Regions from separate parts of the Homo sapiens genome. Here region 2 is linked to region 1. A link is a loop called in an ENCODE intact Hi-C map of the cell type or tissue named here. Cell type or tissue: prostate gland. All regions are shown on one strand. Links, peaks and the distances in the headings refer to the core of each region. The heading gives the core; the rest is flanking DNA.

The links. A loop is a pair of places that touch in the nucleus more often than their neighbours do. Peaks named below come from ENCODE experiments on the same cell type or tissue, not always from the same donor. Only the 100,000 strongest peaks of a DNase experiment are listed, where the experiment ranks them.
Region 2: it touches region 1 in a loop (3-fold over the local background); 2 of 110 quality-filtered maps call a loop at or near these places.

Annotation. Positions count from the first base shown.
Region 1 is chr2:11,574,449-11,590,597 of GRCh38, forward strand. It overlaps GREB1 (growth regulating estrogen receptor binding 1), which reads left to right. Exons shown (of 33, transcript NM_014668.4): 5 at 1,905-2,087; 6 at 3,849-3,983; 7 at 6,256-6,384; 8 at 10,713-10,826; 9 at 11,314-11,457; 10 at 14,298-14,483. It also overlaps the pseudogene RN7SL674P. Among named protein-coding and RNA genes, the nearest start is that of MIR4429, 42 kb to the left of the region's middle. RefSeq lists enhancers at 33-533, 3,899-4,534, 4,535-5,170, 8,295-8,589 and a silencer at 9,968-10,057. In prostate gland, for the core only: CTCF peaks have their summits at 8,460 (motif pointing left) and 10,006 (motif pointing left); DNase peaks (open chromatin) are centred at 8,219, 8,453 and 9,963; H3K27ac peaks cover 4,018 bases.
Region 2 is chr2:11,345,496-11,361,644 of GRCh38, forward strand. PPIAP60 (peptidylprolyl isomerase A pseudogene 60) reads left to right here and starts at 6,132. Exons shown (of 4, transcript XM_047446546.1): 1 at 6,132-6,625; 2 at 8,108-8,114. The coding sequence starts at 6,132. LOC124907733 (a long non-coding RNA gene) reads left to right here and starts at 17. Exons shown (of 2, transcript XR_007086216.1): 1 at 17-194; 2 at 3,562-3,793. RefSeq lists a silencer at 11,328-11,622. In prostate gland, for the core only: no CTCF peak of the experiment used is centred there; a DNase peak (open chromatin) is centred at 7,486.

The DNA.
Region 1 (16,149 bases), core at 5,187-13,186:
CAGGTGGGGCCCCCAGAGGAAAGGATGAGCCTGTGGGTGGAGGGCAGTGGGAGCGGGCTGGGTTGAAAGGCAGGGGAGTCCAGCTGGGAATTAGCATATCAGAGGAAGGACAGGAATAAAGCTGGAGATGAAGGCTAGGGGGCATTGGGGCAGCCTCGGATGCCAGGCCTGTGGGTGAGAACATCATCCTCAGGCTGGAGTTGAATGCCACACTTTCTGTACCTATGGATTTGAACAATTGGCCTCTCTGGTTCTCTGATTTCACAAAGAAGGACTTGCCCTCCAGGTTGACTGGCTCCTGTGTCACTTGTGGGTTGAGATGAATGACAAGAATGGCCCTGGTTCCCTGTGAGTGTTAGTTCCCTGCCTGTCCCATGGAAAGCGAGCACATGGAGAGGACAGTATTTCATGCCAGGACCTTACTGTTTGTGCTGGCACAGAGGGAATAGGACTGTGGAAGGTAAACTATCCTGTAACTGTCCTATGGCGAGGCCAAGAGATCTGTCCTTATTTCTAACGCCTTTTGAGAAAGACTAGATGTGCTCAAAGTAGATCAGGGAGTCCTGTAGGCCTCTGTAATGTAGATGTCTTATTTATCTGTGGAGATGTTTTTAACCTTCACTAACTGGAGTTATTCTGAACACTAGCCAGAGACCTTAGGGAAACTGTTTTAGAGCAGAGTTACACACAGAGCCGGGTGGCCCTCACGGCCTAAGGCACGATGACCTTTGTAGACTTATCAAATGGAGAATATGATACATGAGTCTTAGCTTCAGCATCTCCCCAGCCAAAGACCTTTGAGCCCAAAGAAACCAGACATACCAGTGGGTGAAACAAGGCCGTCTTAAGATCGTTTAAATAAGAGCAGTCAGCCTGGGCAGAAGCCCAGTCTTCACATTTCTCATCTTAACCAACGCTCCCAATGCCTATGGTCTGAATAGGCTTTACAGTGTATGAAGGTCTTTTCAAGCACATTCTCTGGATTTTAATAGCTTCCAGGAGGTGGTTTGGTTGTTGCCACTGCGTAGGAAGCCTGCTTAGAGTCTCACAGCTGATGGAAGCCTCCATCACCTCCCAGAAAGTCAGTTGTAGGCCTGGTGCAGAGGCCAGCAGCAGCAAGATAGTCACATTCTAGCAGAGTGTCTCCATCCACTGGCTGCTAAGCCACGGAATTCACTCACCAGCATGCTGGCCAGATATTGTGAAGCGCTCCTGATTTCTTTTCAGAAACTCACGGGATCAACTTGATAGCAGGATGGAATTTTGGACTCTTAGGAGGTCTCCCAGTGTAGCCCATCTCACTAGTCACATTGCTTTGAGAGTCTGTAACTAACCCACCCCCACGGAAATAAGAGCCTGTCGCATCATTTCAGGTGCCTGATCTGTGTAGACAGTGGAATGGGATGGCTCTTGTCTTGCAAAGTTTGCTCTCTACATAGGTGTTTAAGTGGGCCCTCAAGCACGTTAAATCTTCCAAGTTTGCCCAGGCCCATCTCTATCACTAAGTCTTCCTGGTCCTCTTTCATTCGAGTTGAGGCCGTCTTCACCTCTGGGCTAGTCTAAGAGGGTGGGGTGCTTGCCTTGTGGCGTTCTCTGGCTGGTGGTGCAGGAAGTGAACCTTCAGAGTTTGGATGAACTCTGTCTTATTTGAAAAGGACCAGCCTGGCCAACATGGTGAAACCCCGTCTCTACTAAAAAATACAAAACAATCAGCTAGGCACGGTGGCAGATGCCTGTAATCCCAGCTATTCAGGAGGCTGAAGCAGGAGAATCACTTGAACCTGGGAGATAGAGGTTGCAGCGAGCCGAGATCGCACCATTGCATTCCAGCCTAGATGACAAGAACGAGACTTCATCTCAAAAAAAAAAAAAGAAAGATGTTTATGGTTTACTTCCTTCTCCAGGTTTCTCTGGGAATTGTGTTGGCTGTGGAAAGAAAGGCTTCTGTTACTTCACGGAATTCTCCAATCATATAAATCTGAAACTGACCACTCAACCCAAGAAGCAGAAACACTTGAAGTATTACCTGGTCCGTAATGCACAAGGGACTCTAACCAAAGGACCTTTAATCTGTTGGAAAGGCTCAGGTGAGCAGGTTGGCTGTGGAGGAGGTATGGGAGTGCTGGGCCCCCAAGTGGGCCGTGGTGCCTGTCGGTGTGATGCTGGGGAGAGGCCCCTGCATAGCAGCACACATCACGGGCAAAAGGCCAGGCCTATGAAATGGAAAATGCTCCTTTGCGTTACGGGCGTTAAGCTGGTTGACAGTGACAGTCTAATTGGATGGGATGTTTAAAAGTCGACAGAGGGCCAGTTGTGGTGGCTCACGCCTGTAATCCCAGCACTTAGGGAGGCTGAGGTGAGGGGATCACTTGAGGTCAGGAGTTCAAGACCAGCCTGGCCAACACAGTGACACCCTTCTCTACTGAAAATACAAAAGTTAGCCGGCCATGGTGGTGCCCGCCTGTAATCCCAGCTACTCGGGAGGCTGAGGCAGGAGAATCACTTGAACCTGGGAGGTGGAGGTTGCAGTGAGCTGAGATGGTGCCACTGCACTCCAGCCTGGGCAGCAGAGCACGACTCCATCTCAAAACAAACAAACAAACAAACGAACAAAAAAAAAACGTTGACAGAGGGCCAGAGTGTGCATTACCTCCTATGGCAAGTATTTGGGGCAGTGGTTCTCATCTCCCCAGATTGAGTGGTTCATCCAAGTGATCCTCAACCATGGGTGACTTTTGTCCCCTAGGGAACGTGTGGCCATAACTCAAGACAAGTTTGATTGTCATGACTGGATGGTGCCACCAGCATCTGGGGTAGGGACCAGGGTATGGCCGAATATTCTGCAGTGCACAGGACGGCCCCGAGCACAAAGAAGCCCCCTGCAAATGTCACTGGTGCCAAGGCTGAGAACCTGACTTAAGACAGCTTGGCTTGAACAATGCCCCACCCAAGCCCCTGAACCCTAAACTATGGCCAGAAAGACCAGCTTCACGTTGCTGGTCTCTGAAGAAGTGATTGGGATGCAGCTTTCAGAAATGTTGGGAGCAGGCTGCCCTCCCACCCTTCTTTGTCTCAGCTTTGCCCTTCATGGCCACAGTCAGCAACGCAGGGTGAGGAGGAGGCTGGATCCTCAGCGGCCTGCCATGGGTGGAGGGCAAGTCTGGGGTGTGAGGTGTCCCTCCCTTGTCTGTGTTTGTTCCCATCTTGTCTTCCGGACGCTCCCGGGCAGGTCCTGGGAGTAGAAGGAAGAGGCCTTAGGCTGGGTGGCTCTGGGCACGCCCCCCTCACACCCGACTCTTCCTTCCTCTCTGCTTTTCTTGTTTTGTTCAGTAAATGCCTCCTGAGCCCCTACTACTTGCCAGTCATTTCTCAGGCCCAGAGGCTGCAGTGGTTCTGCCCCGTGTGGGACCAGTTCACCGTCTTTGATCACCTGCTGGGTCCAAGCACCTCAGAGGTTCCCCACCTCACTGGCCGCTGGGGATGGCCTTTCCCAGAGGAGGAAATAAGGGTGGAAGATGGTATCATTTCTTTATCTTCAAGTAACACTCTCGTCTATGGCTACGGGTAGCTGTAGGGTGACTTATTTGTGTAATTTTTCCCTTTCTTCTAAATACTCACCATTGCTCCCACTCTTGACAACCAGAGCTGCCCCTTGGCACGTAGCCACAAGTAGAGAGTCGCACCCCTGCCCTGGCTTCACGCTGAAACAAAGACCAGGATGTGGTGGCAGCTTGTGTGGCTGTCTCCATAGCTCACTGTCCTGTAGGACACGTTCCACTCCAGGAACTCATTTCGTAGTTGTTGGAGAAGAGCGAGTTGGTTTTCACGTGTGCACCTTGCCCCCTTAGAGTTTAGAAGCCGGCAGATCCCCGCCAGTACTTGTTCCAGTTCCCTCTTCCCAGCCCTGGAGAGCACGGCTGCCTTCCCCAGCGAGCCCGTTCCTGGGACGAACCCCAGCATCCTGATGGGAGCTCAGCAGGCAGGTGAGGTGGTGGAGACACACCAGAGCTGCTAAACCCACAGAGCTGGCACTGTCTCCGATGTGTCCGGTTGACTATGCCGTCAAGCATTCTTCAAAATAAATCAGGGGGCTGTTATCTTTTTCTATAACACCTTTACTTTCATCTTGAATTTGTAATACTTTTCAACAAAGAATGCTAGGTTTTTCATTGGGAGTTTCTTTCTTCCTGTTTGATATGAAGTGGGATCCCCTGGTGGGGACATATGCAGGATCCCTCTGCAGCACCCCCCACCCCAACCCCCGCACAGCATAGAGCTCTCTATGTAAAGATGCTGAGTCAGGGTTTGAATGAATTGCTAGAAGGGGTGGAAAAGACCAGATTGCTGCCATTCACCCCGTGCTCAGCACTCCCCAGCTCCATGAATGCCTTGAAGTCCAACAACCACGCTGTGAGCAGGCGTCAGTTTCCACATTTTACTGATTGGGAAGGTGAGGCTCATTGAGGCTGGGTGCTTGCCTAGGACCTCGTGGGCCGGAGGAGGTGGAGGCAAGAGGTGACATTAGATGTGAACCCTGACGTACATGCTTGGCACTTCACCATGTTGCACAGACTTCCTAAGCATGGCGATTGTTATCACGGTGGACACCAGCCTTCCCGAGGACGCAGGAAGGTCGCTGGTTGTTTTCATGCCTCCTGCCCAGAGGGTCTGTAGAGGCACATTGGCCCTGGGAGGGAGCCAGTGCCCTTGTACCCACCTGGCCCATCCATCGCCTGGGCAGGGGACTGGGATGTACTCTCCTCCAGAGGCCCAGAGCTCCTCACTGCTTCCCCATGCCCAGGCCCCCAGTGCCTCTGCCATCATGGCCTGGAGAGCCTGCTGTTTTTGCTGTCAGGGTGCCTGGGTGTAAGCTCCAGTGCTGCTACCTTTTAGCTGAGTGATTTGGGGCAACTCAAAACCTCTGAACCTCCATTTCCTCATCTGTAAAGTTGGGCAAATCTCTTCTGTCTAATTTGTAGGGCAATTGTAAGAATTAAATAAGGCGATAGTATGAGCAAGTACTCCAAGCGTGTTACACACCAGGCACTGTTCCAGGCACTTTCTTCTGCTAACTCATGTCATTCTCACAGTGGCTCTGAGTTGCTACAGTGACCACCCCCATTTTCTAGATGAGAACACTGAGGCATAGGGAGGTTAAGTAAGTGTCCAGGGTTACACAGCTGGGAGGTGGTGGAACTGGCTCAAACACATGTCATCTGGCTTCAGAGCCAGCCTCTTAAACCCACAGGAAACATTCAGTGCTACTCCTGACCCGAGCTCTTTCCAGACCATTCTGGCTGACATGAGCAACTTAAGCAGTTCCGTCAGCCCCAGGAGACCAGAAGCCATGATTGTCCCCAGAATTACCCTTAGACCTGGGGAGTCCTGGGCCCTATGAACAGCCTGCGCCCAGGTAGCTGCAAACCCGACTGCTCTCCTGGACTCCAGATGTATTAGTCCATTTTCATACTGCTATGAAGACATTCCCAAGACTGAGTAATTTATAAAGAAAGTGGTTTAATGGACTCACAGTTCTACATGGCTGTGGAGGCCTCACAATCATGGCAAAAGGCAAAGGAGAAGCAAAGGCACGTCTTACATGATGGCAGTCAAGAGAGCATGTGCAGGGGAACTGCCCTTTATAAAACCATCAGGTCTCGTGAGACTTCTTCACTATCACGAGAACAGTATGGGGGAAACCACCCCCATGATTCAATTACCTCCCGCCAGGTCCCTCCCACGACACAGGGGGATTATGGGAGCTGCAATTCAAAGTGGAATTTGGGCGGGGACACAGCCAAACCGTATCAACCAGAGGTCTTGAGAGAGAAGGTAGAAGGAAGCAGAACAGTTTCAGGTGTGGTCCTGGAATTCAGGAAGTCCCCCGGTCCTTCTTTAACTCAGGCTGTGTGTCCAATGGGGTGTGAGCAGGAGGGTGCATGTTCCTGGGAGTGCATGTATATAGGCATGTGTTTGTGCATGTGTATGTGTGTACATGTTTGTGCATGTGTATCCTTGTGTGTAGGCAGAAGTGTGTATGTGTGTACACGTGCATGGGGGTGTGTGTGTGTATGCATGTGTCTGCATGTATCTTCTCAGTGTAGCAGAATCACTGTTGGGCATTCTGACCTCCTGATGAGACTTGCTGGGGAAAAGCTAGTTTGTGAAACTGCAAGGAAAATGATTTCCTCCTTGCCTGGCTCCCAGGGCATTCTTGTGAACTGACCCTCCTCTTTGCCTTCTATCTGTTTTCAGGACCAGCTTCTGATCACCCCTCACTAAACGCAGCAATGGGTCCGGCTGTTTTCAACGGCAAAGATTCCCCGAAGTGCCAACAACTGGCAAAGAATAACCTGTTGGCCCTGCCGCGACCATCGGCTTTAGGTAGCTCTGCCTGTCCTGGCCGTCCTGGGGATCCTGCTCTTCTTTGGGCCAAGGCCAGAGGGGGCATGGGAGCTGCTGGGCTGGGGCCGCTGAGCCTCCTGGAGTCTGATGTGGCTTCCATGAGAGTCAGGCCAGGACCACAGGTGCCTCCTGAGTCCGTGGGTCTGGGCCCAGGCCCTGGTGCTCTATGAGTGACACTTGGGAGTTACCGTATGTGCCAAGGAGCAGTGAGACACCTGTGGTAATGGCGAGTGACCTGTCCTATGGGCTGCACAGCTGGAGGATGGTAGAATTTTGGAGCAATAGTGGGCAGTGTGTTGTTGGGGAAGAACATGGGCTTCTGAATCAGAAAAATATGAATTCAAAACCTACCGCTGTCTCTTGTTAGTCAGGGGACCTTGGCCAAGTCTCAATAAATGTTTCTTCATCTGGAGATGAGAATTCTGCTCCAAGGGTTGTTAAGAGGGATGAGGTGCTGTATGAAAGGTCAGAGCACATCTGGCAGCTCACTAATCGGTACCGGCTGTTCTCATCCAAATCAGCCTCATTGCTGAGGCTCGTCTGCTCAGGGAAGGCTTCCTGGAGGAGGTGATAACTGAGCTGCAACTTAGAAGCTGGGGAAGCATCATGTAGAGATGGAAAGGGACAAAGGGAGCAAAGAGGGAATGAGGAGGTGAGGATATGGATGAGAGGGGTGAGTGAAGGGGCTGAGCAGACCTCCTGCCAGAGGAGGGTTTGAGGGAGCTGTGAACGGGCGGAGCAACCTGGGGACCTGCTCGTGGACTCCCAGTCCAGTGCTCTCCCCACCATGCTCATCTGGAGCCACATCATAAGCCATTCTCGTCTTTCTTTCCTCCATCATGCACTCAGCTAAATTGGATTTGAAGATCTAAGACATCAAACTGGAGGAGCCCTTAGAAACCATCTAGGCCAGCGCTGTTTTACAGAGGAGGAGACAGAGGTCCAGAGAGGCAAGGCAGGTCTCCATGCTCCCACTCCACTGTGCTGGTGGAGGATCTCCCTGGTGAAAATCTTGTGAATTGTCTAACTCTTCACTGAAGGGGCAAAGGTAGTTTCTGAACAGAATCCGAGGCCTCCCAACCAGCACCTCCATCCTGGAGTCCGAAACCCACAGCAGCCAAGACCCAGGCAGTAGCTGAGTCCCGTCCTCCGCAGCAGCCTAGCCCCAGGCAGCCTCTGCTTTCATCCAGGGACTGCTGCTTCTCTGCCGGTGCTGCATTTGGGGGCAACCCTGTGGCTGCAGAGCTGGACCTCTGGGGATGAGGATGCTGGGGATGCCACGCTGCTGCGGCCTCCCTTCTGGGCTGTCTGTGGACCCCCAGCCTCCACCCTGAACAGCAGGGAGATGAGGGCCTCCTTCAGCCCGGGAACCTGGGAAGGTGGCCTTGGGAAGCCTTCTGTGTGGGACTGACTGTATTTTCCTTGCCATGCTCCGTGGAGGGGTGTGGGAGATGGAGCTCCTCCAAATTGCCTAGGGGAACACGAGCCGTTCCAGAATCTGGCTCCAGCCCACCTGCCGAACCTCATTCCCTGCTATTTTGGCTACCCTGGGCAGTTGAGCTCCCCCACCCCCATGGCCCCATCCTCCTGTCTCCATGCTCTGTGCCTGCGTCCCGGCTCTGGGCTGCTCTCTCCACCCGCCTATTAAATCGCCTTTCTGAGGTTAGTTCAGGGGGCACCTGCTCTGTGCAGGAGGGCCCCCTGTGAGCTCACGGGGCTCCCAGCCGTCCCAGGCTCAGTCCCGCAGCCACATGTGGCCATCGGGGCCTCGGCGCTGTGCAGTTCCCGAGGGCAGCGCCTTGGTCATGTGCATCTTGGAGCCGCTGGTACCAGCTGCTGGGGAGCTCCGCCAGAGGGCATGACGCTGGCTGGGTTGAGTTGCGTTGAGCACAGCTGAAGTGTCGGAGTTCCTGGGCCTTCTCCTCTGCTCTGGGGAGAGAGCTCAAAATCAATTTTTAAGAAACTGCGTCTAATACCACATGGAGTTTACTGAAGCCTAGAGTCCTGTCACTCACTGGTTCGCAATGGAGAAGTGCTGCCCCCTGGGGGCGGGGGTAGGAAATGTTCTGGTAAAGGATGGATTTGTTGTCCCAGGCCCAGGGTCTTACTGGCATTTGGTGCTGGGACAGAGCGGGCAGGATGCACAATGTCCCGCACCAAACAGGCTACATAATGAGTCATCTCCAAAAAATGCCAAATAGTACCTCCCCAAGAGACATTTTGAGAAATAGTTGATCCACATTGGTACCATGGGAGCAGTTCCTGGTGACATCATTTGGGAAGAGCTCACGGGCTTAGGGTCTATTTAGAACTATTTATAGGGTTATCTTCCCAAAGTGAGAAAACATCTGCGTCTCTTCAATCCTTACTGAGATCCAATTCCAAGCCCTGTCCCCTTTGGTCGTTCAGTAGAGCTTTTAGAGGAGCTGGCTGCTTAGCCTCTGTGGGGGGTCTCCCATCGCAATTGGGGACAGATGTTTGCAGAGTCTAAGGCCTCATCCCTGCAAACAGGAAGGAGGAAAGCAGCAGCTGCGTCAGTGGTTGTTGGGAGGGCCAAAGGAGCCCACGGCTTTGAAAGCTCTTTGTAAACAAAGTACTTTATGCTTTTAACTTTTTGTTTACTTTCAGTCAGTCAAATGAAGTGATAATTTTTTTTTTGTTTACTCTTGAGAGACTCTAAAGCAATGATTCTCACCCTGCAGCGTGCTTAAAAATTACCAGGCTGGTCGGGTGCATTGGCTCACACCTATAATCTCGGCACTTTGGGAGGCTGAGCAGGCGGATCACCTGAGGTCAGGAGTTTGAGACCAGCCTGACCAACACGGTGAAACCCTGTCTCTACTAAAAATACAAAAATTGGCCGGGTGTGGTGGTGCGCGCTTGTAATCCCAGCTACTCGGGAGACTGAGGCAGGAGAATCGCTTGAACTCAGGAGGCAGAGGTTGCAGTGAGCTGAGGCCGCGCCACTGCACTCCAGCCTGGGCAACAAGAGCGAGACTCTGTCTCGAAAAAAAAAATCACCAGGCTGGCTTACAAAGGATGGTGTTTTTTTACTGTCGTTTCCAGAGATGTGATTCTGGAGGTCAAGGCAGGGCCCAGGGACACACAGGTTTAATAGGCCCATGGGGGTTCTGTGCAGTGCCTCGGGTCACACCTGGAGAACCGTTGCTCTGATTGGTATTTCTCCACCCGGGCTGTGCGTTAGAATCAAGAAGAAGCGTTGAGATATTGGGATGCCTGGGTCCTGCTCCCATGCTGGGCTTCTGGTTTACTTGGGATGAGATTGCATCCAGACAGAGTTTTAAAAGTTTCCCGGTTGAGTTTAATGTACAGTTGAAGTTGAGACATGAATCTCTGCATGTAGGGGAAATTTTGTGTCTGGTTAGTCAAGAAACTATGGAAACCAATTCTTGATATTTTGAACCATTCACGAAGATAGTTTGAGTCATGAGCATGCTGTTGTCTAGAGTGGGCGGGGATGACTCATTGGAGTGGATGCGCTGCTCTGTACTTGATTTTTTTGAGTCTGAAATTAGCTTTCCAGGCTGGGGCAGGGAGGGGAGCACAGGTGGATCAGTACTGCCCCCAAGCGGTGGAGCTGTGGTGGTGGATCAAATACTGCTGCCGCCTGTCTGCACAAACATATTTCTCTCTTCCAGCCCTTCAGAAGTGTATTGGAATATGTCGATAACAATAATGATGGTAGTGAAGATGATGATGATGTGGGTAATTCTGGCTACCTTATTGGGTCCAAGCTCCCCACAATTCGTTGCACAAAGCACTCTACATACATTCTCTTTAGTCCTGATCAAACCACCTTTCAGAGTAGGATTTAGTGTCCTATTTTAAAGATGAAGGAGCTCGGGCTCAGAGAGAGATCGTTTAGACACACACACAACTTTGGAATGAAACATTTACAGCCGGGCGCGGTGGCGCGTGCCTGTAGTCCCAGCTACTTGGGAGGCTGAGGCTGGAGGATCGCTTGAGTCCAGGAGTTCTGGGCTGTAGTGCGCTATGCCGATCGGGTGTCCGCACTAAGTTTGGCATCAATATGGTGACCTCCCGGGAGTGGAGGACCACCAGGTTGCCTAAGGAGGGGTGAACCGGTCCAGGTCGGAATGAAACATTTACAAAAATTGACATTTCCTTATGCATAGATATTTCACTAGGTCCTTAAAACCCACGTGAATCTGTGATTAGAAAAAAAAAAACAAAACAAAACAGATCATTGTTCTCCAAACCAAGGGTAAATTTTATTGGAGCCCTGTCCTGGTGATAGCCTAATCCACACTCTGAATATTGTCTAGGTATCTTGTCAAACTCCGGGCCCCCCAAAAAACGCCACAAAGGGTGGTCTCCAGAATCTCCATCAGCTCCAGATGGTGGCTGCCCCCAAGGTGGTGGGAACAGAGCTAAGTATGGTAAGTGATGGCAGCCTTGCCCAGAATTCCAGACTTGGGTACTGGTGGTAGTGCTGCTGCCAGTTGTGTGTATGTGTGCGTGTGTGCGTGCGCACGAGTGTGAATGTGCGTGTGTACTGATGAGGGAGTTCTAAGGAGGCAGAGTTTGGTGTGACAAAAGACCTCTTTCTCACATGTTAAAATTGCTTTGCAAGGTCTAGGATCCGTGTATGATAGTGAGTTCTCTGATCCTTGAGAAATTTTAAAAGGGGCTATTTATGACTTGGCAGGGATATCGAAGAGGAGACTGAACTACTGGGGGAAGGATGGGCGGAATGAACTTAAAGGTGCCGTTGACCTTAGGAATCTGTGACTCTAAGAGTTTGGTGCTCCTGTAATCAGGGACGTTGGTCAGAGGGTAGCAGATTTGCTGGCTGGCCTGATGTCAGGTATGTGAGAGGTGGATGCCTTGTCTGATGTTTTCACTAATATTCTTGGGTGTTCCTAGAGAGCGCAGGCATGTCCTGCGTGCCGCAGGTTGGCTTGGTGGGACCAGCTTCAGTCACCTTTCCAGTGGTGGCCTCTGGAGAACCAGTGTCTGTTCCTGACAACTTGCTGAAAATATGCAAGGCCAAGCCAGTGATATTTAAAGGCAAGTACAGCAGTGCACCGAGTCGTGGGGATGGGAGAACCTAAAGGAAGGCATGAGAAACAGGCAAAAGCGAGACCTCATCCCGGTCTGACTCCAAGGGTATCCTCCTGAGACAAACCTAAAATGCTTTCCAGGGCAAGGAAAGAACAAGGCAGAGCCAGTCACTAGCTCAGCCCCTGATCAGATGCCAAGAATGATGGAGCTTGTCACAACTTTCCACAGTGGGTCCAGGTGAAATGATTCCCTGCCATGAAGTCTATTTGCCTGTTCACTCATTCTTTCCTTCGTTTGCTCAGCTTCATTGAGCTTCTGCCGTGGTCCCAGACCCGGTGCTGAGTGCCGAAGATTAGGAAAAAACAAATCACTCCCTGGCTGCAGGAGCTCCGCTCTGGTGGGTTGTCTCCTGTTATCACCCACGCCACTAGTATTTTTTGACTATGAAATCTACTTTGGTTGGGCAAAGATAGCCGTGGTCACCACTGTAGAAGCATCAAACAAAATTAGATTTGATCTGTTTTGTGCAGTGGGCTAACGTACGCTACGTGGGGGTAGACTTTTGGCTCAGCTGAAGAAATCTCTTTGATGAAGCTGGGGATGTTGCAATGGGAAACCCTGGGGGGATTCAGCAGGGCTTGGCTGGTGATATGTAGGCACCAGAATGGCTGGCACATGGCAACACACACATACATACACGCGTGGGCACGGCACACACACACCGTGCACGCAGGCCCCTCTTAAATACGTTATTATTGCATTTGGTATCATGCTTGTAGATAGAGTAGAGAGGATTGTAGGAAAGTGAGAGAAGCACCCTACTGTTAATTAAGAAATAAGAAAGAGCATGTCTTTTTCCTAAAACACAAAAACTGGACGGGGTATTCAGGAAGTAGAGTGCAACTCTGAGTTTCGACCTTAGCATGACGCAGGACCAATGACCGAGGCAGTTCCACTGGGCCCCACTGTCTACCTCAAATGAAGACCAACATTCTTTCAGTCATGTTGTGTGTGTTTTTTTACGTGGCCATGGCGTGTCTGTGGTAGGCCCGAAGACCACGGTGCTCAGGAAACAGAGCTAGGACAGGGTGCAGGGCTTGGAGGTGCAGGCAGGGCGTCACCTGCTTCTGCTTTGAGCCAGGAACCTCGGAAAAGAAAGCCCAGCAAGTCTACGTCTCACACGAGCAATCTCAGAATAGAGACTGTCCTCTCGGTTCTCAGGCGTGCTCTGCTCCCTCCGCTGCCTCTCTGTTTACACTGCACCCCTCGCTGTAAAGCCCTCGTCTCCCGGACTCCTGCTCCCCACAGCCATATGTCCAAGCCCTCCTGAGGCCTTAAGACTCAGCTCTGTGCCTTCTCCATGAAGTTGTCTTAGATTCCCTTTCCTCTGCCCCCCTTGTCACTTCTCTGTCCCTCTTTTATGACAAATGTCACATACTTGCCTTTATAGCAACTCTTTACCTTGCCTCTTGCCCACTGCAGTATTTGTAAATGGTGCTACCCAAATGGTAGCCCTTGGTCCGGCAGAACCTGCATCGCCCCGGAGCTTATGAGAGGCGTGAATTCATGGACCCATCCTGGAATCAGAATCAGGCCCCACTTCTGCATCAGAAGCCCTGGGTGGCACCAGCAAGTGTTTGGCAAGCCCTTGAGAAGCAGTGTCTTTGAGAACGTGACCTGTGCCCCAGGCACCAGCTTTACTCCCCGAGCCCAGCAGGACATCTGCATATAACACACAGCCGAAGTCAGAAAATATATTTTTGGTGACTAAATGGAGTACCTGGAGTACAAGATAACACACACACACACACACACACACACACACACACACACACACACACACGCCACCTTTGGGAGCTCAGCAGCCCCGAGAGGATTTGATAGCTTCACCGCTTCACCTGGTTTTACAAATGCGGAGACTGAGGTTTAGGGCAGTTAAGCTTCTTGCTTAGCATCATGTAGGTAAAGAATGGTGGAAAGATATTTGAACCCGACCTGGGCAATTCCACCTCTGAGGGCTGTCCTCAGAATGAATCTTCTGATGGGCTGGGCACGGTGGCTCACGCCTGTAATCCCAGAACTTTGAGAGGCCGAGGCGGGTAGATCACTTTAGGTCAGAAGTTCAAGATCAGCCTGGGCAACATGGTGAAACCTTGTCTCTACTAAAAATACAAAAATTGGCCGGGTGTGGTGGTGATGCGCACCTGTCATCCCAGCTACTCGGGAGGCTGAGGTGGGAGAATCACTTGAACTTGGGAGGCAGAGGTTGTGGTGAGCCGAGATCACGCCACTGCACTCCAGCCCGGGGACAGAGCAAGACACTGTCTCAAAAAAAAAAAAAGAATGACTCAGTCTTCTGGTCTCTGTGGTGATATATTGTCCCAACTCACCTTGCCAGACAGCCCTGGGAGAATGCAGGGCAGAATCCTCCCTGCTTGGAGTCAGGGAGGCAAGACCTGGCAGGCAGCACCCAGTGAAGCTCTGGAAGGTGCTCTGCCCACAAGGTGTCCCATTGGTGGTGCTGGAGGAGTGACAGGTGGCGGCTGCTTGGCTCTGGGCAAGTCCCTCCCTCCAGCCCCCTCACTTGTAAAAAATAAGAGGATTGGACGAAATGAACCAGCAAGTGGCACAGCCCCATTGGTTAGAAAAGGTGACTCCTCTCATCCTAGGCTCCAGGAGGGTGAGCAGGTGCACTCAATGAGCAAGGCTTCCCAGGACAGGGCACTCGAGGGACCTGGCGCAGCTCACCTATCTCCTTCAGTGCCCTCACCCCCAGAGAACCCACATGTATGGGACCGTAAGCTGTGCACAAGACTGGGTGCCAAGTCGCTGCTGTTCCTCTGCAGGCCATGGGAACTTCCCTTACCTCTGTGGGAACCTGAATGACGTCGTGGTCAGCCCCCTCTTGTACACGTGCTACCAGAATTCCCAGTCTGTCTCACGGGCATACGAGCAGTACGGCGCCTCTGCCATCCAGCCCATCTCCGAGGAGATGCAGCTCCTGCTTACCGTCTACTACCTGGTCCAGCTGGGTGAGTCACCTCCACCTCCTGGCCCAGTGGCAGGGAGTGGCCACAGCCCGAGCACAGACCTGGCCTCGGCCCTCGTGGGGGCTGACTTGGGCTGCTGGAATTGAAATACATGGGGAGAGCTTATGGCTTCACTGGCGGGACGTCATGAAGTCACTGTGGGCGTCCCCACACTGGGGGGCTGAAAGTAGGTTGAGGTTGATGGAGACATTTCCAGAACTCTTTATCTGCCATTCTAGGCACAGGGATACAGCAGGGAATTGAGCAAAGACCCTGTCCTTGAGGCGATTCTAGTCTTAGTGGGAGAGAGAAGCAATAAACCAGTGGAAAACAGGCAGGTAAAGATGGGTGCATGCATTAGTGTGTGTTTGTATGGGGTCAGTTTAGGTCATGAAGAAAGGCCTCTGTGAATAGGAGACCTGGACCCTGAGAAGGATTCAGCCTTGTGATGATCTGAGGAATGAGGACAGGTGGGGCCCTGGGGAGAGAGGGAGGCCAGGTGAGTGCTGTGAGGTGGAGGAGCAGTGAGTGTCCCAGTCGCTGGAGAGGCCAGCGTAGCTGTAGCAGAGAGAGGGTGTGAGTGAGAGGTGTGGTCAGAGGGGGCCGGCTCCGGTCAAGGGTGTGATTCTATGTAGACACATTGAGAAGCCATTGGAGTATTTTTAGACAGGGGATGGAGGTGATCTGATTTTCACTTTAAAAACGCCACCCTGGCGGCTATGTGGAGTCAGATGGGGCAGACGCAGTGGCGGAAATGGAGAAAGAGTCAGTTGTTGCCTATTAAAGGCACACAGTGGCTTGAGCCACTGAAGGTGGCAGCAGTGAGCTGGAGGGGCTATTCTGAAGGTAAGGCCGGCTGGAAATGCCTTTGAAGGGGGTGGGAGCAGATGGGGCCTGGGTTTCAGCCTGAGCAGCCAGGTGAATGGTGGCAATGAACCTGAGTTCTGTCTTGGCGTGAGTTTGTACAAGATGCCCACGAGACAGTCAAGTCGCCTGTGTTCATTTGCATGGACAGGCCTTGAGTCCCAGGAGAGGTGGAGGCTCTAGGTATACATTTAAGACACACTGGCTTACAGATGACTTATATTAAAGCCGTGAGACCAGCTGCGGGTGGCTACGAGGAGAGGAAAGTGCCAAGGTTTGGGCCTGGGGACCTCCAATCTTCAGAGATCCAGAGGAGGCGACTGAGATGGAATGGGTGGGAAGGAAGGAAAGGACAGTGGAGAATCTGGGAAACCCAGCATTGTCGCTCTTTCTCATAGTCCCCACCTGTCCATCAGTAAGCACGGCTTCATCCTGAATCCAGCCTCGCTCACCCTCTCTGTGGCTGCCGCCTCACCGGGGCACCATTCTTGCCCTGTTCCCCACATCCCTGAGAACTTGGACTCCGATTGCATCTCTTCCCTGCTCAGAGCCCTGCCGCGGCTTCCCATCAGTCGCTCACTCCACCCCTTCCCGGGGGCCCAGCCTGCCTCCTGGTCCCACCTGCTTGCTCTGTCCCAGCCCACTGTCCCCCTCAGCAATCTTGGTCCCACCTGGGCATCCCACACTTGCTGTTCCTTCCCTGTGGCATGCTCTTGCCAAAGACATTTGTGTGGCTTGCTCCCTTATGTCCTTCAGGTTTTGGGTCACTCATCATCTCCTCAGCAAGACCTTCTTGTTACTGTGT
Region 2 (16,149 bases), core at 3,251-11,250, 230 kb before region 1:
TAAACCCATTTAAGGAAGTACATTTCCAAGGAAATGATCCAAAGGGCGAAGAAGGGGGAGAACTTGCAGAAAGATGTTAACAGCAGGGCTATTCACAATGTTCGTGATGACCAAAACCTGGGAATGGGCCCAGTTGTCCAACAATTGAGTAACCCAAACAGGCGCCTTCACATTAACAGCAAGAATCCTGGCAGGTATGCAGACTGTGTCAAACATGAAATTTTGGCAAGTACATGAGAAGGTATATTAGAAATAAATGAAACAAAAAAAATCGTTTGTACACACTAAAACTATGTAAAATGAGCAGCTATAAGAACCAGAGAATACAGTACTTCTTAAATAAATGGGATTTTTTTCTGTAAAGATACTTAAGAACAAATTAAATTTCAAAAAATGGAAAAACCACTCCGAAAAGCAACAATCTGATATCCATTAAGTAATAAGAATGTTAAGAACTGTCTCCCTGGCATGTCAGAGATAAACCCGAAGATAGGGTGAAGCCCCAGCCCTGTAAAAGTTGCATTTTGATCCAAACCATTGGATTAGTTGGAGCCTCTTCTTTGGTTTTAGGTTAGTTAAAACCACCCCTAGCTGGACTCATGCAGGAAGAGGCCCCGATGATCCATCCAATGCAGCTTTTCCCTTTCAGATAGTAACACTGACTTCACATCCAGAGAGTCCTTTAAGTCTGTGTATTGAGCTACTCATTCAGACCTCCACAGAGGCCACCAGGAGAACAGAGGGAGCTAGACACTCCCACTTATGCATTGGAGCAAAATAATGAGATAATCTATGATTATGGATTATTTTTCTGATGACAAAATAATATGCAAGGCAAAAGGAGCACTCTGTCTAGCGGGGCGTGGTGGCCTGTGCCTGTAGTCCCAGCTCCCCCTGAGGCTGAGTTGGAGGCCTCCTCCATTGAGCCCAGGAGGCCAAGGCTGCAGTGAGCTGTGATCACACCGCTGCACTCCAGCCTGGGCAACAGAGTGAGATTGTCTCAAAAAAAAAAAAAAAAAAACACTGTGGTTCTCAGTTTCCAAATTAATTTTGACTGGTTGTATATTTGTATGTAGCTTGGTGGAATAACAGGAAGCCATGGTCCAAATACCGAACATGAAAACCTTATTTTAAGAGTAGTGATCAACAAGATATATATCCTGGGCATGTTCTACATATACTTATTTATATAGACCAGAAAAAGCCATGGTACAGAAGATTTTTACCCAAGACCTATCCCATTGTCTACCTGGAAGAAGAGAAAATGAATCTGTTGATATGAGTTAAACCTTTTTGCAGGATGGGGTAAGGGTAAGGAGGAGGTTAGTACAACAATTCTTGTTTTCAAAAGTAATGCACAAATGCATTCTTGTAAAAGTTCAAACGAACCAGAAATATATGGAACATAATCTAAAATTTACTGTTCTGACTATATTTCCACATACATTCTTATATCACTCAAGGCCTTTGGCCATTCTCATACATATGTATTATAGATACATGTTACCTTTTCCCCACAGACATGAAATTATACCATATCATGGTGTTTGGCAACTTGGTTTTTTCCCTTCATTACTAATATGTCCTAGAGGCGTGTCCATGTCTATAGGCAGAGATCTGCTTCATTCCGCTTACCTGCTGTCCTCTACTCCCCAGTTTGGATGTGCCACACTGTAATTATTCTCTATTCGAGAGCATAGTGGTTAAGAAACAATTGCCAAAATCCTGCCCCAAACACACACTTGCCATGTGACCCTGAGCAAGTTACCTAACTCCTCTGTGTCTCGGGGTCCTCACAATATTTGTTATAAAGTGCTTAGAAATGTGCTGGCCCTCAATCAATGCTAGATATTATTAATATTTTCTCACTGTTAAAATGATCCATTGACATCCTCGTATCCTCATATTTGAATAGTATAGATTCCTAAAAGTGGAATTGTCATAACAAAGGGTAGGCATACTGTAAATACAGATGCTGCCAACCTGTTATTTATTTATTTATTGGAGGCAGGTTTACATTCTGTCCTTCAGGCTGGAGTGCAGTGGCACGAGAGATCTTGGCTCACTGCAACCTCCACCTCTAGGGCTCCAGCAGTCCTCCCACTTCAGCCTCCTGAGTAGCTGGAACTGCAAGCACACAACACCATGCCTGGCTAATTTTTGTATTTTTTGTAGAGACAGGATTTTGCCTTGTTGCCCAGGCTGTTCTCTAAGTCCTGAGCTCAAGCGATCCACTCACCTCAGCCTCCCAAAGTGCTGGGATTACAGGGGTGAGTCACAGAGCCGGGCCTCAACCTGGCCTTTAAAAAGACGCTACCCGTTTACATTCTCAGCGTGAGTAGAAGAAACTGCCCATGTCCCTTCACCTTTCCCAGTATTCAATATTATATTTTTAATTGTTGTCAATAAAATGGGCAAAAAACGCCATCTTGTTCTGACTTGTATTCCCTTAATTACTACTGAAGATAGGCATTTTGTCTATCTATTTCTTCTGCAATTACCTGTTTATATCTTTTATCCATTAGTTTTGTCTCTTTTTATTATTTATAAGAGCTCCTTATGTATTTTGGATATTCCTTTTTGTTATATTATAATAGAATATATTAAAATATGTTACAGTTTGTGAAGATTTTTTTCCAGTCTGTTGCTTGTCATTCAGTTTTGTTTTTTACCTGTTATGCGGTCAAATCGGTTGATATTGTCCTCTACAGCTTCTGGGTTCTGTATCTGTGTTAAGGAGGATTTCCAACCCAGTTTTTAGGTCACACAGAATACTGGAATTGCAACAGGTTATGAGGAAATGGCAGTTTCCTAATATTCTCAGCTCAGCTCATCCCAAATTAGCTGTGGAAGGGGGTTCCCTGGGCTTGCTGGTCTCCAAGGGAACTCCTGCTGTGACTCCTGTTGCCACGCGACTCGGGCCAGGGTTGACTGCTCCTTTCTAACAGAGTCCCCAGTGTGTCCTGAGCACAGTTGAGACAGGCAGGAACTTGGACAGAAACTTTTGTTCAATAGTAAGGAAGAACAATGGAAAAATAAACACGGAAAATACAGGGCATTTAACCAGGCTGGCCTATCAATGGATAAGGCTTGGATTGCACCATAACTGTTCATAGCTTGCTCTGCAGAACTTAGAAACTCCACTCCGTTTCATATGAATTTCTTTTCTCTGTCTCTTCATTCCCAATGGTCTATTTGACATCCACTACCCAGCAATGCCTTCCTAGCCCTCCTGATGCTTCCTCACCCAGACTGAGGGTCCAGGCCTCCTTCTTTTCTCTGAGATCCATCTCCTCAAGTTTCAGTTTTTTATTTGAGGAATCTGCCTCTTCCTCAAGAATTAATTCACCTTTCAGATGCAACTTTACCCTCTCCACCCATAGCTAGTGCTGGAAAAGGACCATTTTTGTCTTTTGACCATGTGGCTTTTGTAATTACTCTTTTAATTATAACTATTATTTTAAGGACTAACTATGTGCTAGGCAGCACGCTTTATAGAGATTATCTTAATTCTTGAAACAGCCTTTTGCTTACGGTAATATTACTATGCCCATTTTACAGGTGATGTAATGAGGACTCATATATATGCACATGGAGTGAATAAATGAATTAAGGAATGGATGGGTGAAAACAACGAACTGTGAATGGTCCAGCCATCACCAATAAGACACGTAACAACTTTTCCCATCTCGCTTCACGCTGCCAGGCAACGCAGGCTGGCATTGTTGTAGTGAGTTGCTTCTGTTCCACACAAGCCAGGATTTAATAACAGAATAAAGGAATGAACTCGCAATACAAAGGTGTCATTATCTTTGTAAACTCCTCTACTATAAAGGGTACAGGGTTTAATGGTTTATGAAATAGAGTTTCATCCTAAGTTTCATTCATGGTTCTGGTAATAATTCCCAGAGTGAATGAGAAAATTGCCGAACCCCTCTGTGAGTCAGTTGCCTCATACACAAAATAGAATTAATGAAGCTTGGTTGTCATTAAGGCTTCTTAAGATCTGCAGATGAAAGATACTGCATTCATCCAACACAAATTATTCACCAGTATACTATGAAAGACTCTCAGAAGAGAAAGCTCTGGTCACAGCTCAGAAGTGCACTTAGAAGTAAATGGTAAGTCACTGCAAAAATATGTACCGTGTAAATGTATATATTTGAGAATGGTGGTCCCGAGAAATGACTTGGAGGATCCTGGAAAACTAAGTTTGTTTCTGGCTCTGCCAGTTTGGCAGGGGACCTTGATGTCATACCTGGCAATCTCATTTTCCCCATTAGTGAAATAGAAGTGGCTCTGTGATGCTTTATGTGATTTTCCTGCTCAAAAACTTTCACTGGGTCTCCTATGATTGTGCGTGAAATCCTCAGCCTGGAATCTGGTCTTTCTACAGATGTCAACACCTCCCTTTTCAGACTTTTCTTCCAGTGTTCCTCTTCTCTTTTTCTCAAAATGGAACACCCTTGGCTGATTCCTCTTTGGTTAAGACGATTTCCACCCATGTGGAACGGCACCTCTCTGCCCCTCTCCACCTGTGAAGTCCCTACTCATCCCTCATGGAGGCCCCTCTTCCTTGAGTGAAGGCTTGATTCTTACTGGGTTCTAGATCCCCTTTAGCCTTTAACAAAATATTTAGCAAAGTGCTTGCCTCACATGCATGAGAAGAACAATATTTCCATTTCCCTTTCAATGCTTTTCACATCCAAAACCTTGGGTCTGTTGTTAGTCCAGAGTAAATTAGTAATTTCCCATTATTAACCATGAAGAATACTTTTCTACTATTCCACTCTCCAAAAGCTTCAGTTCAGCAAAACTATAAACTGTGTAGGATGTATCATTCACAGAAGTAACCATGCCATTCCCACCTCTGTGCCTTTGCTGGTGCTGTCCCACCTTCCCTAGCCTCTCCTCAGTCCTCTCCCCTCATGACCCACCCTGGAAGGCATTCTTCTCTCAGGCCAGTTTCCTATCTCCTGCTTTCCTTCTACATTCAATTTGAGCATCGTGCTTGCGGGTTCTGTGGTAGATACAAAAGGAACTGAGTATGGGTTCTTTCTACACAGAGTTTGCAGTCAAGAATTGTTGATGCAAGCTAGAAATAGTGGCGTATGCCTGTAGTCCTAGCTAACTGGGAGGCTGAGGCAAGAGAATCACTTGGGTCCAGGAGTCTGAGTTTAGCCTGGGCAACATAGTGAGACACCGTCCCTAAAAAGAAACAAAAAATGTTTAAGGAATTGTTGATTGAATAGATACTCAGTGTATTTTTAATGGTTGAATGGTTGAGTGAATGTATAAATGGAAAAACACAAATAATTTTAATTCAACAAACATAAGTGCCTGAAGAGATTCACAGATAACATACTGATGCAAGAGATGTCTTCCAGCAGGGGAATCAGGGAAAAGAGGTGACACGTGGTCTGGGTCCTTAAAAGTTAGCAGAGTTGGCCGGGCGCGGTGGCTCATGCCTATAATCCCAGCACTTTGGGAGGCCGAGGCGGCCGGATCACCTGAGGTCAGGAGTTCAAGACCAGCCTGGCCAACATGGCAAAACCCTGTCTCTACTGAAAATACAGAAATTGGCCGGGTGCAGTGGCTCAAGCCTGTAATCCCAGCACTTTGGGAGGCCAAGGCGGGTGGATCACCTGAAGTCGGGAGTTTAAGACCAGCCTGACCAACATGGAGAAACCCTGTCTCTACTAAAAATACAAAATTAGCCAGGCATGGCAACGCATGCCTGTAATCCTAGTTACTCGGGAAGGCTGAGGCAGGAGAATCACTTGAACCTGGGAGGTGGAGATTGTGGTGAGCCGAGATCACGCCATTGTACTCCAGCCTGGGCAACAAGAGCGAAACTCCGTCTCAAAACAAAAAAAAGAAAAGAAAAGAAAAAGAAAATACAAAAATTAGCTAGGTATGGTGGAGTGCGCCTATAATCTCAGCTACTCGGGAGGCTGAGGCAGGAGAATCACTTGAGCCCAGGAGGCGGTGGTTGCAGTAAGCTGAGATTGTGCCACTGCACTCCAGCCTGGGCAACAGAGTGAGACTCCATCTCAAAAAAAAAGAAAAGAAAAAAGAAATTAACAGAGTTGGCAGACACCACAGCCACCAGGAGCCCCATACTACCAGCCATGGTCAACCCCACTGTGTTCTTCGACATCAGTGTCAGTGGCAAGCCCTTGGGCCATGTCTCCTTCAGGATATTTGCAGACAAGCTTTCAAAGACAGCACAAAACTTTCGTGCTCTGAGCACTGGAGAGAAAGGACTTGATTATAAGGGTTCCTGCTTTCACAGAATTATTCCAGGGTTTATGTGTCAGGGTGGTGACTTCACGTACAATAATGGCACTGGTGGCAAGTCCCTCTATGGGGAGAAATTTGATGATGAGAACTTCATCCTGAAGCGTATACGTCCTGGCATCTTGTCCATGGCAAAAGCTGGACCCAACACGAATGGCTCCCAGTTTTTCATCTGCACTGCCAAGACTGAGTGGTTGATTGGCAAGCATGTGGTCTTTGGCAAGGTGAAAGAGGGCATGAATATTGTGGAGGCCATGGAGCCCTTTGGGTCCAGGAATGGCAAGACCAGCAAGAAGATCACCATTGCTGATTGTGGACAACTCTGGTAAGTTTGACCTGTGTTTTACCTTAACCACCAGACCATTCTTTCTGTAGGTCAGGAGAGTAGCCCTGTATTAGTCCATTTTTATGGGGATGATAAAGAAGACATACCTGAAACTGGGAACAAAAAGAGGTTTAATTGGACTTACAGTTCCACGTGGCTGGGGACACCTCAGAATCACGGTGGGAGGCAAAAGGCGCTTCTTACATGGTGGTGGCAAGAGAAAAATGAAGAAGAAGCAAAAGTGGAAACATTTGATAGAACCGTCAGATCTCATGAGACTTATTCACTGTCACGAGAATAGCACTAAAAAGACCAGCCCCCATGATTCAATTACCTCCCCGTAGGCCCCTCCCAAAACACGTGGGAATTCTGGGAGCTACAATTGAAGTTGAGATTTGAATGGGGACACAGACAAACCATATTGTCCCCTCCACCCCATTTGCTCACAGTATCCTATAACCTTTCTGTTCTCACTGCAGTTCCCTTTGGGTTCCATGTTTTCCTTATTCCCTTCCATGCCTAGCTGGATTGCAGAGTTAAGTTTATGATTATGAAATAAAAACTAAATAACAACAGCAACAAAAATTCAGCAGAGTTTGGAAACAGAAAGAGAGAACATTCCTCCAGGCAGAATGAGGCCAGGAGTGGGAAAGTAGGAAGTAAATAAAAGGAAAAATGAGTGATGACTAGGGAAAAGGGCATACAGGTGGTCAGAAAGAGGATGGGGGGTAGTCAGTGGAAAGCAGATGAGGGAAAGCCCAGGTCCTATACTAACTTGCAATGTGATGTCAAAGAAACTACCACAGTGCCGTCCTCCAGGACTCACTGCAGTTGCAAATGTTAACATAGGATACCATCCAAGGGCTTTCTGATCGCACCACCCTCTGCTACTGTCGCGCTATGTAGGCAGGCAGGTGGGAGGGAACCTTGCAGCAGTCATGGGCAAGATCGTGTGGAACTTGCGACACAGCAGAGAGGAAGAAAGCCAGTTTGGGGGATATTTTACTCATCCACAGGCCACCATTTGTAATTAGGTGGTATATGATCATGATTAATTAAAAACTTACAAAGCATACAAAGAAGAAAACTGTAGTTAAAGTGATTGATCATTAGAATACTGGGATACACTTAGTTTCCATAAAAGCCTGCCTTATTGCAAAATGAGGACCCACTTTAAACTTCCCGGCATTTAGAGTGGCATTTTGATGGCCACGGTTGCCTTTGTCATATTCCATTTGCCTTAAACAAAGTTGGAGCCTCCAAGAAGTGAGCATGGAAGAGGACAGTCCACCAAAAGTCAGAGCTGCAAGGCTGGGAGGGTGGGCTGGTCAAGGTCCTATCTCCGAACAGGCAGCGAGCAGTGGGGATGAGGCCACCTGCAATAGAGTCAGAGAAACATGGTTCCAGGCCTGTCTGTCCCTTTTTACCTCTGTGGCCTCAGGCAAATTAACTCACCTCTCTGAGCTTCAATTTCTCTTTTAGGATTCTGGTGAGGAACAAGTAAGAGAAGGCTCAGACAGCGTTCGGCCTATGGAAAGGTACTCCAGAAAGGCTGGCTCCTTCTCACCTGGCAGAAGCTGATAGGATTCCAGCTGTTGTTTCTTTCATTCATTCATTTTCTCATTTGTTTGTTCAACAAAGATATTTATATCCTGGTAATACAGTGAAGAACAACAGAGAAATAATCCCTGTTGGCCATTATCAAACTAATGATCTAATGGAGAGGGACAGATATTAAACAGCCACTTACTGGCTGTGTGACCTTGAGCAAGTCACAAACTGCTGAACTCTTCCCTACTGGTAAAAGCTACACCACAGACTTGATTTCTGCATTAAAATAAGAAAATGTATGTGAAGGGGCCATGCAAATATAGGACTGCGGGCACACTTCCGAAGTCTGTAACCTGCGACAACCCCCAGCTTGGGTTTGGGCATGGAAGAGGAGGGGAAGGGACCCATCAGGATGACCCCCAGGTCTCACTAAGCTCCATCGGTGAAGTAACAAGATTAGTTATTGTATCTAAATGCTGTGAATTTATTTTAAGGTAGATAAAGATGGATGAGTTTAAAAAAAAAAAAACCAGAAGCAAGTGGTAGGTTAGTTTGCATTGATTCTTTTGCCCTTTTCCAGAAGGGAGAAAGGGAGGGAAGGAGGGAGGAAGGCAGAAAGGGATGGAGGAAGGGAGGGAGGGAGAGAAGGGAGGGACAGGAAGGGAAGGGAAGGGAGGGGGGAGGGAGGGAGGGAGGTAGGAAGGAAGGAAGGAAGGAAGGAAATGTGCAACTACTACTACTCAGAAGCTGAATGCCAATGACCACTGTCTTCAGGTCTTTGGATTCTTATTGACATTCGCATGGATAGTGTTTAAACAGAGGGTGGGCTGTTATACACACAGTCATTGTTTGCTGTGGCCCAGCAGGATCTACAAGGGAAGGCCGTTCAAACCTCAACATTGATCACCCGGTGCAGAGGACGTGGCGGCCTCGTGTTTGAAGGAAAGTGGTAAACTTTGCTTTCATCAGCTCCGCCACAACCCTCAAAGAAATAGCCCTGAGACTCTGCAGGCCAGATGAGAGCTGAGAGCTCGGAAGAACTCAGTAGAGCAGAGATACTGTGGAAGTGAGACCCCAGCCCCAGAGCTTCATGCTATTGGAAGTGGTGGGAATTTCCAGAGCATCAGAGGCATCAGCCCTCGCGTAGAATCCCCACTCTCACTCCAAGACAAGAAAGTGACTTAGTGATGAGTGCAGGAGCACTCCCTTCTGGTGCCTCCAAGAATGAAAGCCGGCTGTCCTGGCTTTCTCTGTGGCCACATCCTTGGTATAAGGCAGAGTGGTATTTAGTGGACCTATTTACTAAACAACAAAATGGGGTGAATGCCTACCATGCATCAAGGACCAAGACTGGCACCAAGGGGAATGCCAAGATAAGAAAGGCAAGGTCTGGGCTGGGTGTGGTGGCTCACGCCTGTAATCCAAGCACTTTGGGAGGCCGAGGTGGGCAGATCACTTGAGGTCAGGAGTTCCGAGACCAGCCTGGCCAACATGGTGAAACATCATCTCCACTAAAAACACAATTAGCCAGGTGTGGTGGCAGGCACCTGTAATCCCAACTACTCAGGAGGCTGAGGCAGGGGAATCGCTTGAACCCAGGGGGCAGAAGTTTCAGTGAGCCAAGATCGTGCCACTGCATTCCAGCCTGAGTGACAGAGTAAAACTGTGTCTCAAAAAAAAAACAAACAAACAAACAATAAAAAGGCAAGGTCTGAGCTTCGTGATCTGGGGAGGGAAATGAGACATATGCACAGAGGCTGGCCAGGAGTGAGTGCGTGCTCAGTGTATTTATAGCCTGAACAAATGATTGAATGAATGAACAGAAGGACATAAGCACGAGCAAGCCACGTGGTACAGAAGAAAGAACACAGGCTTGTGGCATCCCAGCTCCCCCACTTCCAGCTGTGTATGAGTCTGGAGAGTTCCGCTAGCTTCTAGAGCCACTGTCCACCCTGCTCTGCGCCCCAGGGGCTGACCTCTATGGACTGCCTACTCTGGGCTCTCTGTGGTCTATCTTCTGGTTGAGCTCTGCCCAAAGGGAGAGCTGGAAAGAGATTGGGGGTGAGGACAGGGTTTTAACCCCCTAAATCCCTGGAAAGAGATTGGGGGTGAGGACAAGGTTTTAACCCCCTAAATCCCTGGAAAGAGATTGGGGGTGAGGACAGGGTTTCTTCCCCTCTGCCCCAGCTTGACCTCTGGCAGCAGCTCTGCACCTCAATCCCTGCAGCTCCGCGGACTGCATTCCATTGCTCACTGGGCCTCAGGGAGGTTATGTCCTCTCTCTGCCCTCCTGACCTCAGCTTCTCACTGTCGCTGGGGTCTCAGTGCCTCAACATTTCTTGTCTTCCTTTAATTCTGTCTACACCTCTGGAAAGAGCTCCTCTATGGAAACCATCTGAGTTAGTTCTATTTCCTGAAGAGACCCAACTTATTCAGTAAATTAGAGGCAATCACAGAACTCGTCATAGTCAGATTCCTCCACTATGAAATGGAAATAGTAGCAATACTTAGTATCTAGCACAGTTCAGTGCCTGGACATTGGCCCTCATACATGTTGGCTGCTTAAATTAGTGAATACCTGAATGAATTAATGGCTAAGAGGATTAATGATGATGTTAACATACAAGGTGTGAGAATATGGGTTTTTATAATTCTTACAAGTGGCAAATGAATGTAATAGTATCAACTTTCTTGATATTGTAAACTGGGCATGAGTCTGGAATCAGGAAAGCTAGCCCCATTCGTTTATTGTGTGATTTTGGGCAAATTATTTTCCCATTCTGTACCTCTGTTTTCTCCCCTATAAAACAAAAGGGCTGAAGGTAATAACCTGTAAGAACCCATCCGTCTTGGCCATCCTATCAAGTACTGAGCATTCAAGAGAACTGTACAATAATTTGCATTGGAGAAGCCAAGGAAGGCCTCAGGAAAGAAGCAGGAACTTGAAGAATAGAATAATAACTAGAATAGCGGAAGGATCTCCCAGGTGAGCAAGACTGGAGCAGGGGAAAGGTGGGAGAGGCCTGCCAATGCTGGTGACCATGAAGGACATCTGGCTGGATCAGAAGTTGGCTATGGGGACGTAAGAGGGAAAGGCTGGGGACATAGGCTAGGGACACATACGAAGGACCTTGACCACCAGGCCAAGAAACTCAAAGGACCCGCAAAAGGAAGGGTTCTGACTTCCTCAAGGCCCCAAAGCTAGCACAGAACTAGACTTGAGGTTTCCTCTGCTCAGCCCCGAGTTGATCAAGATCTGTCTCTTCAACTCCTGAGGGCAGCTGCCTTCTCCCTTTTGTGATTCCTTTCTTTGAAGGTCACTTGTCAAATGAGGGACGAGGGAAAATTTATTGAGTGAGGAAACCATTTGGTAAGGGATATTTTTGGCACAACAAGTCCTTGGCAAAGGACTTGTTCCTGTCATTATTCTCCTTATGTTTTAAAATCTGTTAGTTTGCCATAAAGTCAAAGGCAAGATCATCAAAAGAAAGTGATTCGCTTTTTTTTGATTACTGAAAAAAAGTGAATCTAGAAAAAATATGAGTCTTGAGCAACAATATTAATTGGAGGGTCCTGGACGTGAAGTCATAAGTATTTGAAAAAAAAATGATTAAAATTAACAATGAGAAAAATAATGCAAAACTACTGTAAGATAAGTGGAGTTATTTGAAAAATGTGTCCAGCTGTGTGAATTTAGGCAACTCCCTTCCCTTCTTGGGCCTCAGTTTCCCCATACGTCAAATAAAGGAGTTAAACACGAGGATGAGGTCTAGAAGCCTGTCCTGCCCCGACAGGGCCCATGGCTCCCATTTCACCACTCTTTTTCCTCTGTTGAGAACAGCATTCCTGGGAGGGCAGTTGCATCACTTTGGTGTCGGCTCCTCTGATCTCTGTCCCCTGTGTGGCCTCTCAGAGCACAGGGGCTGGAGAACTGAGGCAGCTGCTCAGCTCTGGCACTTTGTCCGGCTGCGGCCAGAGATGAAAGGATTCAGAGCCAGCCTGCAATAAAGCTGGGCCTCTGGGTAGAGGTCATCCAGACATGCCAGTCTCACTGCCACTGCTGGGAACAGGCCTCATCAAACCTGTCACAGATGCTCGCCAGGGGAGCCCCTCAACGCTTGTCCAGCCTCCAGTACACACCTTCAGGTCCCCACAGTGGTCATTCCAAGAGGCTCATCTGTGGTTTGTGTTATTCTCCAGCTCAAAGTGTTGGCAATGCTCCTGTGTTGAGCTACAGCAGTGTGTCCCTAAGAGACACCCATTCTGAGAGACACTCAGCTGCAGGAACACAGGTGTGGTCACTGAAGTTTGGAGAAGCAGCTTCTCTGTCTCTGTTTCCCTGACCTCCTTGCAGTGCACCAAGTCCTGCAGGAAAGAAACCTGTTTAGCCTCATCAAACCAAGCATATTTCCAAAATATAATCAACCAGAGGAGTTTTTATTTTTTTGGTTTAGTAACTCCAAGAAATGTCTCACACAAATACAGTTCCCAGTAATATGCCTTGGGAAACATGGCTCTCTGGGTGATATACTTTGTTTTTGTTGTTGTCGTTGTGTTTTGTTGTTGTTGTCATTGTGTTTTGTTGTTGTTGTTGTTGTTGTTTGTTTGTTTTTTTTTTTGAGACAGTCTTGCTCTGTTGCCCAGGCTGGAGCGCAGTGGTGCAATCTCAGCTCACTGCAACCTCTGCCTCCCAGGTTCAAGCGATTCTCCTGCCTCAGCCTCCCAGGTAGCTGGGAGTATAGGCATGCACCACCACGCCCGGCTAATTTTTGTATTTTTAGTAGAGATGGGTTTCACCATATTGGCCAGGCTATTCTTGAACTGCTGACCTCAAGTGATCTGCCTGCCTCAGTCTCCCAAAGTGCTGGGATTACAAGCATGAGCCATTGCACCCCGCCAAACCTTCTAGTGTTTAGGTAAGACTAGATCAGTCTGGTCCCTGGTAACTCTTGGCCTGTTTCTCATTACTTCCCTGTGCACCCTAAATTTCAGCTCCATTGAATGACTAGTTGGTAGCTGATGATTTGTATGAGTGAGAATGTTGCAAAAATATAAACCTGGAGAAAGAAAAAGAAAAAAAAAAGGAAAAGGAAAACGGGGCCTTAAGCAAGCATATTACCTGAAGGATCCTAGGCTTCCAGTCAAAAGAGCCAGAAAAGTCAAAGTATACTAATTATTTGCTCACTTTTTTATTGTCAATAAACTAGGCATTTCCCTCCTTTCAGGCCTTTCCTTTTGCTGTTTCCTCAGTCTAGAAATTTCCCTCCTTTCTTTCTTTCTTTTTTTTTTTTTTTGAGATGGAGTTTCACTCTGTCATCAGGCTGGAGTGCAATGGCACAATCTTGGCTCACTGCAATCTCTGCCTCCTGGGTTCAAGCAATTCTCCTGCCTCAGCCTCCCGAGTAGCTGGGATTATAGGTGCCCGCCACCACGCCCAGCTAATTTTTGTATTTTTAGTAGAGACAGGGTTTCGCCATGTTGTCCAGGATGGTCTCCATCTCCTGACCTTGTAATCCACCTGCCTCGGCCTCCCAAAGTGCTGGAACTACAGGTGTGAGCCACCGCACATGGCCTCCCTCCTTTCTTTACTTATGAAAACGTACTTATCTTTTAAAGGTTTACTTAAATGCCACCTCTGCTGTGAGCCCATCCCAAATTCCATGTAAGAGTCTATTACTCATTACTCTGTGCTCCCATTGCACTTCCCATGGACTTTTATTAGAGTATTTTCATTCTCCTTTCCCTGATGTGCATAAAATAGCTATGAATTATTGGCCTCCTCTGTGCCACTATTAGGTTATAGGCAAACGGCATACTGGCTAAAAAATAAATAAAGACAGTTTCTGTTCTCTGTGCTTTCAGGTCCCCTCCCCTCACTGAGAGCTTCTTGGATCCTGTCCTGGGAACTTTCTCCTCATGCACTGCTTTATCCTGAGTCTGTCTCCACTGCTCTGTGGAAACCTGCACATTAACTTGCTTCCTATGAAGAAAATCTGTTGAAATAAAAAAGAAAATGGTTCTGAGCCCTAAAAGGAAGGACAATGAGGTATTAATTAGCAACAGTTCCCAAATCAGGGATTTAATTATTTGGCATTCAGACAGTCAGAAAGGAAATTGAGAGTAAGGAAATAAGCAAAAAATGTCCTATGTGAATAGGCAGAGAGGCAGAGCAGATGTCATAAAGCCTGTGCACTGCATTTTAGCCTTTTGCTCAAGTCTTTATCTTCTAGACCCAATCCTAACAAACCAATGATGTATTACGAAAAAGCAGACAAAACGCATGGCGTAGTGATGCTGGGACACTACCAGAAATAATAGGGTGTGAGAGGAGTGGATGCCATAGAATTAATGCAGAAGAAAAACAGATTGGAGCCCTCTAGCGGGGGGGCAAATAGTCCTCTAGTCCTCCGAGCTTCCACCATCTCCACCTCCATGGACAGCACTACATGGTGCCCAGCATTGACAATCACAGAGATGCCCGAATTATCAGGAACATGTTAAACTACCTGCTAGATCCTCTCAGAAGGCAGCCACGTGTAGGCTGGGTGCAGTGGCTCATGCCTGTAATCCCAGTACTTCGGGAGGCTGTGGCAGGTGGATCACTTGAGCCTAGGACTTTGAGACCAGCCTTGACAACATGGTGAAACCCTCTCTCTACAAAAAATACAAAAATTAGCTCGGCATGGTAGTACGTGCTTATGGTCTCAGCTACTCAAGAGGCTGAGGTGGGAGGATCACCTGAGCCTGGGAGGCAGAGGTTGCAGTGAGCCGTGATCACACCACTGCACTTCAGCCTGGAGCCTGGGTGACAGAGCAAGACCCTGTCTCAAGGAAAAAAAAAAGGGGGGCAGGGCAGCCAAGTGTATATAAGCTATTTAAAAACAAAAACAAAGTTTTAAAAATTATGTGTTTGTTCAAAAGGTTAAGATTTTCCCCAAGATATTCTCACAGTTTGTGCCCCTTCTTCTCAGGTCTTTGTTCATTTTTTGTGTGTTTTTGTGATGGAGTCTCGTTCTGTCACCCAGGCTGGAGTGCAGTGGCATGATCTCAGCTCACTGCAACCTCTGCCTCCTGGGTTCAAGTGATTCTTCTGCCTCAGCCTCCCCAGTAGCTGGGACTACAGTTGTGTGCCACCATGTCTAGCTAATTTTTCTATTTTCAGTAGAGACAGGGTTTCGCCATGTTGGCCAGGCTGGTCTTGAACTCCTGACCTCAAGTGATCCACCTGCCTTGGCCTCCCAGAGTGCTGGGATTACCGGCGTGAGCCACCGCACCCGACCTACAGGTCTTTGTTCAAATGTCACTTCCTGAACCCCTTGATTCAAATTGCAACCCCACCCCACTCCTAGCCACCCCACGCCCAAGCCCCTTTTCTTACCATATTTTTCTTTTTTCTTTTCTTTTTCTTTTTTTTTTTTTGAGATGGAGTCTCGCTCTGTCACCCAGGCTGGATTACAGTGGCATGATCCCGGCTCACTGCAAGCTCCGTCTCCCGGGTTCACGCCATTCTCCTGCCTCAGCCTCCCAAGTAGATGGGACCACAGGCACCCGCCACCACGCCTGGCTATTTTTTTTTTTTTTTTGTATTTTTTTAGTAGAGACGGGGTTTCACCATTTTAGCCAGGCTGGTCTCGATCTCTTGACCTCGTGATCCACCCACCTCAGCCTCCCAAAGTGCTGGGATTACAGGCGTGAGCCACCGCACCTGGCCTAACCATATTTTTTTATACCACTTATCACCTAATATAATATATAACCGAGTGGTTATTATCCATGTCTAGCATCCCCCAAAAATGTAAACTCCATGAGAGTAGACGTTGGTCTGTCTGTTTAGTTTCCTGCTGTGTTATGGGGAAACTGTGCGTCTGGCACCTATAGGCCTCCATTATTATTATGATGATGATTTATTTATTTATTTTTGAGATGGAGTCTTGCTCTGCCGCCCAGGCTGGAGTGCAGTGGCGCGATCTCGG